2 separate regions of the Homo sapiens genome follow, and region 1 is linked to region 2. A link is a loop called in an ENCODE intact Hi-C map of the cell type or tissue named here. Cell type or tissue: mammary epithelial cell. All regions are shown on one strand.

Region 1 (5,000 bases), 230 kb after region 2:
CTGATAATATACTTGCATATAAAATATATTTTAAAACTCAAATAATAAGAGGAAAAACAACCCAATGATAACATTGGCAAAAGATGTGGACACTTCTGCAAAGAAAATATACAAATGGCCAATGTACACATGAAAAAGTGCTCAAATCATTAGTCACTAAGGAAATGCAAATTAAAATCACAATAAGATACTACTGCACACTTACTAGAATATTATCACAAAGACTGACAATACCAAGTGTTAGAGAATTGTGGAGAAAGTGATGCCCTTATACATTGCTGATGGAAATGTAAAATACAGCCACATCTTACCACACAACCCGGCAACTTCAATACAAAATATTAACAAACCAAATAAAATAAAATAAAAACATACATCAACACAAAGAATTGTATGTGAATATTCATAGCAGCATTATTGATATTCCCAAGCTGAAAACCAACCAAATATCCATCATAGTTTAACCAACTGTTAAATAAAGTATTGTATATCCATATAACAGAATACTACTCAGCAAGAAAAAGGAACTACTGATATATGTAACAACATGGATGATCCTTAAAAACATTATGCTAAGTGAAAAGAGCCAGATATAAAAGAAAGCACGCTATGTGATTCTATTTATATAAAATTTCTAAAAAGAACACCTATAAAGACAGAAAGCGCCTCTGACTGGGGCTTGGGGTTGACTGCAAACAGGTGTAAGGAAACTTTTGGAGTAATAAGTGTTCTAAAACTGGAGTAGGTGATGATTGCACCACTGTATAAATTTACAAAATAACAGCATTATACATTTACAATGGCTGGATTTTATGATATATAAATCATACATCAAGCTGTTAAATACTTTTAAAACGAGTTGAGCTATGAAAGATAAAATGGAAAGACATCCATGATATATTAGTAAGGTTTTAAAAAAAAGAATATGCAACAAATTGTTAATAGTGGTTGCTCCTGAGGGTGGAACTGCAGGAGGAGGATATAGATTTTACACTTGTTTGTATAATTTTTAAAGTTGTAGAATAATAGATTTATCGATTAATTCTATTTTTTATTTTTGTTTCTATGGTTTCCTTTATAGAAAAAGCATGAGCGACCAGTTTCTATTAACTTAAAACATGACTACAACCTTTTAAATCCCATAAAAGTCAACTCAAAAATGTCCATCCTCATTTAGTGAAATTCACCTTAAAATATATAATTATTTTTTTCCTGTTTGGAAATACCAGATTTATAATTTAGAATTCCATTTCTTACTATTTAACATGTTCCTCAAACAAGAGCTTCACATAATTATGAGAAATGTCCAAAAAAGAAAAGCAGTAATTTTTTTCAAGTCATATTAATAAAGCATTGCCATATATTGAACATCTACTATGTGCCATATGTTTGACATACATATTATTTAATCCTTACAAAGCCCTCCAAAAGAAACATTTAATATTAGTTTTTCATGAAAAACAAGTGGGGGCCGGGTGCAATGGCTCACGCCTGTAATCCCAACACTTTGGGAGGCCAAGACGGGAAGATCACTTGAGGTCAGGAGTTTGAGACCAGCCTGGCCAACACGATGAAACCCCATCTCTACTAAAAAATACAAAAACTAGCCAGGTGTGGTGCCATGTGCCTGTAGTCCCAAATACTAGGGAGGCTGAGGCAGGAGAACTGCTTCAACCCAGGAGGCAAAGGTTGCAGTGACCCAAGACCATGCAACTGTACTCCAGCCTGGGCGACAGAATGAGACTCCATCTCAAAAAAAATAAAACAAAATAAAAGAAGTGGATGATTGGCGAGGGAAAGGGTGAACAGCAGGCACAGAGAGGTTAAGGAACTTGCACTTGTCACACAGCCAGTAGATTGCAGAGCCAGAATTCAAACTCAGTGTCTATTTTCTTTCCATTATACCATACTGCTCACCTCTGTCATCAGATAATTTCCTGTTGCCCAAGAGACTCATCCTGTGGAAAGGACATGTGATCTAGAGAACACTTGCTGCTGACCCATCTGTGACTGCTGGTAGTACCTTGACCCACAGTACCAAGTGAATACCCAGATGCCTTCACCACACTGATCTATCTAGACTTACAGTGTGAGGACCAAACCCATTTCCTGACAGGCAGTATGGCCTCATGACAATGAGTCACAAAGACTTGAATTCAAATCCTAGCTCTGCCACCATGGCTACGTGGCTGAAGGCAAGTTACACAATTCTAGCCATTGCAACTCCTCTCTTGCTTTGCTGGTTCATGTTTCTATAGCATTTACAGGTATGGCTATTTCTGCCTGGAATGTCCTTACAACTTGGCTTGGAAATCACTGGATAGTAGTTAAATCAGCGACTTTGGGGGCAGAAGACCTGAGTCTGAAATCTGGTTCTACTATTTCCGAGTTATATAACTTTGTGAAGTCAGATAAGCAGCTTCCTTGGCAGTACAAAACTATTACCTAAACCTGCATCTCCCAATGATATGAGAATTCAGCAAAATAAGGTGTGATGAGCTCAACATCTGGCATCAGTGCACAGTAAGTAGCAGTTTATATTAGAGCAAATTAGTTGCTTCAAATCTTTCCATGTGGGATACCAATCAATCAATCACCCAGCCCTAACTTCTACTTGCTATGTGGCCCAATTGGCTTCTGTGCCCAGAAAGTGCATGTCTGACTTGGGTAAGCCCATCTCACACAGGTCTGCAGTTAGTCAAAAGAGGACTTGGGTGAGAAAATATAGATGACTCAAACTCCATACCACAAGGCAGTTTGGGAGTAGAAACAAACACAGGATGTGGTGTCCAAAGAACTTCCTTCTGGTGCCAACTCCACCACTTCTAGGTCAGGTAATCCTGCACTAACTCCATCAACTTTCTGAGCCTCAGTTTCCTGAGTGAGAGATACCTCCCAAGTAAGAATCAAAGGCTTTGAATGGGATCAGTGGAGTCTGAAATTACTTTGAAACCAGTAAACCTTTATAGAAAATAGGATAGGAAATGCACTCAATGCCTTATTGTGTTCATGGAATGTTTTTATGTACAAAGCACAGCATGCTTGCTCTCTGTGTCACGTAAGCACATATAAAAATGACAAGCAAAAAGAGTAGGAATAGAAAAAATTGGATAGACTCAAATCTTTCTAAGAATCATGGCGGGAGTAACCTAGTAGGAGCAAGGAAAATATTTTCTTCAATGTATGTTATGAATCCCCTCAACAGACCTACAGAGTGCTCAATATTACAATCATGGCCTTCAGTCACAAAGACTCAGCGTCTCTATCTTTCAAACAGAGACCTCTCACAAGAAACTGGAAGAGTAACTGTGGCATGCATTTAAACCTGATCTAGCTAGGTAGCCACTACTATTTCCCCAGCCTTACAAGGAAATGCCTTATGATCATGCTCATCCACAGCTGAGGAACATCGCCATTCCCAACCCCTCACCCCACACCATCTAAACCATCCCAGAAAGATGACTGTCAGAGTCACACTACCCAGAAGGCCTCTGGGGCTTGACCTGGTGACCTAAGAATTCTTTTTTATATTCTTATTAATGGAAGAAGAAAGCAGCCCAGTAATCTCATTGTAACAGCTTGGAATCAAGAGAATTTCCCTAGCTAGAGAGAAAGCACATTGCTCTTCTAAAGAATTTCCAGAGAAAGAGATTTCTGCAACCTCATTTGGTAACCTGTTCCATGTCTAACAACTGTCAACTCGTAGCTATGGGGCAGCAAACAAATATTTGGGGAAGGGATTGTGTATCACTTTCTTCTTATTGTGGGAAATGGTTCAATTCTGCATGTGTTTTAAATCAGCAAGATCTGCCATATTGGGTGGGGAGATGGTGTTTCTTAGAAACCCTCCAAACTGAGAACTGGAGGGTCAGATGCATACCTGGTTTTATCCTTAGCTCTATTTAGAGCAAGGGTCAAAGCCTGGGGCTTCATAGACATAATCCAGCTTGCAGTAGAGTTCTGAGTGGCAGGTACTGTATTCTTTTAAATCTTGATTTGAATGCCTTTGTCAGCTTTGGGGGCGTGCGAGGAGTTATGCAATCACCAGTTCCCTCAGGCTCCATCACTACCTGTTGGTTACACAGTTCAATCACTCACTTAGCCATAAGTCCTTAGCGAAAATAATCAAGCCCCTTCTAGGGTCAGGCTGTGCAGAATTTTCTCTTCTAGGTATTGGAAAAACAATGGAGAGAAAAACTTTTTTTTTTAATCCTTGCTCTTTTGGAGATTACATTTTAGTAGGGATAGACAATACCCAATAAATCAAATAAATTACATAGTGTAGATATAGTATACTAGCAAGTGATTACTCAGGGGGATTAGGAATGCAAGGAGGAGGTGGTTCCTATGCAAGATGCAAGTGAAATTTGAGGATACACCTGAAAGACATGAGGAGTGGACCTCATGGAAATCTGGGGGAAGAGTGTTCCAGGCAGGGGAACAGCGAGCGCAGAGGTCCTGGGAGGGGGAACAGCAAGAAGACAAATACAGCTTGTGTTGGGGCGTGCATTACCTGGAAGGCCCTTGAAGGCAGTCAATTTTGTAAAAGCTACTCTAGTGACCAGTGAAGTAAATAAACCCAGTCCTAATCCTTTACCTACGTAGCATCCCAGCTTAGGTATGGTATTGCCATTTGATGATAAGATGATGAAATAAAGGCCAAATACTCTCATTTATATCAGTGACCCCAACATTCTGCCAAGAACTGAAACTCAAATAGCCTCTACCTCCTTCCTCTCCATTGTTGCCAAGTCCAGTTACGCCTGCCTTCCTAAAGCCTCTCAGTCTCAGCCCTCCTATTTATTCCTCTGCCAATAGTCTAATCTAGCCATTTATTATTAAAAATATTAAGCACCTATATGTGCCAGACACAGAGAACATATCCTGGTCAAGAGAGACGTGGTCCCAGTCTTCCCAAAGTTTATAGTTTAAAAAAAAAAAAATCTCAGCCTCTGAAACTCATCAGGATGTCTGCCTCCTGACATCCTTAAATTTAGTTT
Region 2 (5,000 bases):
GAAAGGATGGAGATAAAGGGATTCCTCAGTGTGCTCCAAATCTGGCAGGAACTGACTGATTCTCAAACTTGTTTTCCTTCATTTTACATTAATTTTACATTTATTTACTTCACTCTTATATTCATCAAGTGTAAATTTAGAGTACTGTCTATGTACAAGGTGCTCTGCTAGGCACTACGGAAACAATGAAGTAAAGATATAATTGCTACTCTGAAAGAGCTTAAAGCAGTTTTTTTGAAAGTTTTCCATTAGAATCACCTGGGCACATGTTAAAATTACAGATTCTCATATATCCCTTCCAGCAAGACTTAGAGAATCAGACCCTGTGGGAGAGGGGCCTGAGGAATTGCATTTTTAAAACAGTTACCCAGGTATATTTTGTGCACATTAATTGACAGTCACTGGCTTGCAGCTCAATGGAGAATTCACAGTCACAATGGAAATTAGAGACAAGGAACCAGGAACTCTTCTGCAATGAACCAGACATTCACCAGCCGCAGGATCCTTCAATTTGAGTAAATGAAGATGAACCAAGGATTGCAAGATTGCAGTGGACATGGCTCAGGGGTCTGCTCAGATACATATCTGAGTCTTGGCCCTATCATTTATTAGCTGTGGGACACTGAACAAATCACTTAATTTCTTTGAGTCTCATTTGAAAAAAAGAAAACATCTGCTCTGACTGATTCACTTAGTTATTCTGAGCATCAAATTCCATAAGACGTTTAATAAACTCTAAAGCACCAAGGAAAAGTTAGCTCTTACGGTCACAAAAACTTCCATAAACAAGAAAATAATAGAGCCAACCTGTGAGGTTTCTATTAAGCAATCAGAACCACCCCATTTCTCTGAACAATCTCAATCTTTGTTCGTGGGACCCACTTTCTCTTGAATATTACAGCTGTGTTATGTGGTTCTTTCAGGTTCTAACAGCTTTTTACAAAAGCAGAGCTCAAAACTGCACCCAGTTCTGAGGAGGACAGCAAGATATACTTCTGGTACCATGTTAACATAATTCAAGGAATGGGTATAAAATACCACATACTAGCCTGTAATCTCTTTGACCTCAATTCCATCATCTCTCAGATGTGGAAATATATTCTATTGTGCAATTTTATGTGACTGTCCTCTAATGATGCTTAATTTATGTTAAATCTGAATATATTAGGATCATTACCTTTTGTTCTTTTTATTCTGATCTAAGACATGGTTACCATATCTTTCTCTTTCTTATATAGCTATAATTTTTGTCCATTCAGGGATTCGACAATTAGCCTTACATATTTGTTGTGAGGATTAGAAAGTTTATACACAGAATGCCTAGCAGAGAAACTGTCACATGTGAAGTATTTAATAAATCCTAGCTGTCATAATTTTTAAGTATAAATGTGTTCCTTGCCCATTCTTGAACTGTTGTCCCCAAATTCCTCTTCTTTACATACCATGCATAAAAATGAGCAGCCTTTTTTTTTCTGAGTATTTTTTTCTTTTGTAAATCCAAATTTTATATCCTTGAACTTGTGATTTGGTGTTTACTATTTATTTTAATGATGATACAAATTGTTATCTGTTACCGTATCACTTTAAACTAACTTAATTATAAACTATGTGTTGACTACCTACTGTATGCCCTAGAGATAGAACACTGAAGTAGACATTTTTCCCCAACTACTCAAGGAGTTTAGGCTCATGGGAAAGACAGAGAATGAGAAGCAGTGCACCACAGCTATGCATAAACAGCTGTGAAGGCCCAGAGGAGTCATAATCTATTAAACGTGGTGGAGGAAGGGAAGAGGGCCTTAGGAAGGTGACACCTGAACTGGACCTTTGGGGAAGACGCACACACGGACAGTGTAGTAACTAAGAACCCAAGGTTTGTTGTCTCCATACTTTTTGGTTCAACCTCAGCTCTACCTCTTCCTAGCTCTGTGACCTCTCCAAGCTTCAGTTTCCTCATCTAAACACTGGGGGGATGTAATACAATAAGAACACCCCCCCCCGCCCCCCCGACCATAGAATTTGCTGGGAGTAACAACATAGTAAATCCTCAGTATATGCAATGATGATTCTAGTAATGATGCTACTCAACAGGCAGAGGGAGATGTGGCCATTCCAGGCAGGGAAAACAACATGCCCAAAGGCCAGATGAATAAGAGAGCACAGGCTCTTTTCAAGAAAAGCAAGTACAGGTCTACCACACTTCTTCAACCCAAAGCATTTCAAATACCAAAAGTCTTTTCACAATTCATTTGATGGTAAAATCTGATCTGAATGGATCAAGCCATTTAAAGCTGACTTAACCTGTTTGGTGTGAATATTCATATGTTTTACTGTAGAGATATTAGTATGCACGATTACAGGTGCTGCTCCAAACTTCACTGGCAGTGTTATGCATTATATTGTATATATACAGTATTAACTGCCTAAAATCTGGTCATTCTCTATGCTCAAACATCTCTGGTTCCATAGAATTCAAACAAGCGTGTGCAGATGCACCTGCTAGAACACAGGATGAATGGTGAGGGATAGCACGGAATGGTATCAGAGGTAGACAGGGGCAATAATGCTGGATCTCGTATGCCTAGCTAGCATTCAGGAGACTTGACAAAGGATTTTTTATCGACAAAGGATTTTTATCAGGAGAATGAAACCATCAGATTTAATATTCAGGACCAGTTTGACTGTGAGTCTGTGGGAATAAACAGGTCCAAGCAATTTGGTGTTCTGCACACCACAGAAGAATGCACACATATATAAAAATAACTGACCATTTTATCTGTGGGCACCTCTTCTTTTTCCTGGGCCATTCCCTTAATTCCAGAGAAGCTATGCCCTGTCTTCCAAGATCATAGCAAATACATCTGCTAAAGATTACATGGAAACCTGTAATTTTATCATGCAAACAGATGATAGGAGAATAAGTCATGGAAGCCCCAAGACTGCTGTATGTCAAATAGTACCTGGGTAGCTGATCATTCATTCAAAAGCATCTTCCAGTTAAATATTTCCTCAACCAACAGAATTGTGGCTTAGTCTTTGCCTGGTGCCACACAAGGCTACAACGATCAACTAAACAGCCCAAATACAAATTGGCAATTAGTTGTTCTTAATGCTTTTCAATCAGTTTTACATATATATATATATTTTTGGCCTGCTTTGAGGTATAATTCAGTGGACAACTCGGTTGTGCACAGATAAAATTGTGTGACTGACTTAACCAATGCTGCTGTGGCATGTGGGAAGGGTCAGTTAATCAAGGAAAGAACCTAAGGCCTGACCAATAACTTGGTGGTTTATATGCTGTATCTCCCTTTCTCTGCCCAGCCTTTCACTCCATCAGAGAACAGAAATCAAATAGGTATGGCACGATTTCTTCTCCAACAAACCTTTACAGTTGCTAACTGGTATTTTTCTGTCTGTCCTTATGCTCATGTATATATCTATTATTTAACGGACACCTATTATGTGTCAGGTACATACAAGTAAATGGCAATGTACTATTGTATGATATCCTTCTGTTATCTCCCTAAGTAATAAAGACCACACACTAGTATCATCCCATAATGTAACCTAAAAAATGGGCAGTAAGTCTCCTCTTTCTCAAACATCACTATACTCAGTTCTCTAGATGTTTTAAAAATACAAGGGGATAAATTTCATGGTATGTAAATTATCTTTCAACAAAAAGATTTACAACATACATGACAGTATCACTGTCAGTATAACTGACAGTAACTTTCATTTAGGATTTAAGACTTCGGTTTTATTCTAATGCAATATATCCCAAACCCATAAGAACACAGCCAGAAGGTCCACTCATTGTCTCATCTGAACTTTTTTTTTTCTATTGGCAGTAGGGAGCCACTGATGGTTAATTACGTAGGGACTTTCAATTTCATTCCTTCAGTGCTGATTGCTCAAAAAGCTTCCCATTGGTTCTTCTGAGTTCTTTGATCTCACTGTTATTTCTCCTGGGGCTCTAACCATTGGTTAAGTGAAAGAGTAGAAACTACCTCAAACTTCTGACAGCTCTTAAGAGTACTTTCAAAAGATATAAAAATGTAATGTATGAAAAAACAGACATTTGGAACACACAAACAGAATAGGAGAAGAGGATGAAAAACTAAGAGAAAAACAAGGCATAAATACTAAAGCCTCTGAACTAAATGTATGTAGAACTAAATGAGCTCATGCATGCAGGCACTTGGCACGGGACCCAATGCTTGGTTAGGGCTCCACCATGACTGCCTCATCATCTATTTCATCCACACCAAACTTCTGGAAAAGGACAAACCCTCTCCTCTTACTGAGGGTTACTGCCAGGTAACCCTCAGCAGCCACAATATCAGAATCACCCACACAACAGATGTGTGGTAAATAGGAAAAGGAAAAAAAAAATCAATGTGGTTTTCATCATGCTCTCCAAACAAATAGAAAAACATCTTCATGAGTTGGGAAGTCAGCCGCATGTCTTCACATTGCCAAATTTGGTACTTGACCACAGCGCAGCAGGGAACAGGGGAAGATTAAATAGGGAGTCTCATAAATACTCTCTTCCCAGGGGATGATGGTGACAAGTGATGTTGTTTATTTTTATTGTTATCATTAGGCTGGTGGCTTCTTGAAAGGAAGTGATTTGGAAGACTGGGAAAAAGGGAAAATGAAAGCACTGCGGTCTAGCTGTGATCCAGCCTTAACTGTGCAGTTCTCATCAGGCTCTGGGAAAGATCTGCTGTGTAATCACTCTACCTCATTCCCACAAAACACGTGTGTTTATGGTCAACCCATCCCACAGCCTGTGTCTCATCATTCTGCTTATTGTTGAGAGTCTGAGCTCTGGAATCCAACTGCCTGAGTGGCAAACCTATCTGTAAGACTTACGGCCAGGCGCGGTGGCTCACGCCTGTAATCCCAGCACTTTGGGAGGCTTAGGCGGGTGGATCACAATGTCAGGAGATCGAGACCATCCTGGCTAACGCGGTGAAACCCCGTCTCTACTA

Evidence for each region. Peaks named below come from ENCODE experiments on the same cell type or tissue, not always from the same donor. Only the 100,000 strongest peaks of a DNase experiment are listed, where the experiment ranks them.
Region 1: it touches region 2 in a loop (3.0-fold over the local background); 1 of 110 quality-filtered maps calls a loop at or near these places.

Annotation. Positions count from the first base shown.
Region 1 is chr1:59,330,913-59,335,912 of GRCh38, reverse strand. The region is part of intron 2 of FGGY (FGGY carbohydrate kinase domain containing); the gene reads right to left. Among named protein-coding and RNA genes, the nearest start is that of FGGY, 36 kb to the right of the region's middle. In mammary epithelial cell, no CTCF peak of the experiment used is centred here; DNase peaks (open chromatin) are centred at 2,132 and 2,742; H3K27ac peaks cover 1,414 bases.
Region 2 is chr1:59,565,465-59,570,464 of GRCh38, reverse strand. The region is part of intron 8 of FGGY (FGGY carbohydrate kinase domain containing); the gene reads right to left. Among named protein-coding and RNA genes, the nearest start is that of MIR4711, 170 kb to the left of the region's middle. In mammary epithelial cell, a CTCF peak has its summit at 2,098; no DNase peak of the experiment used is centred here.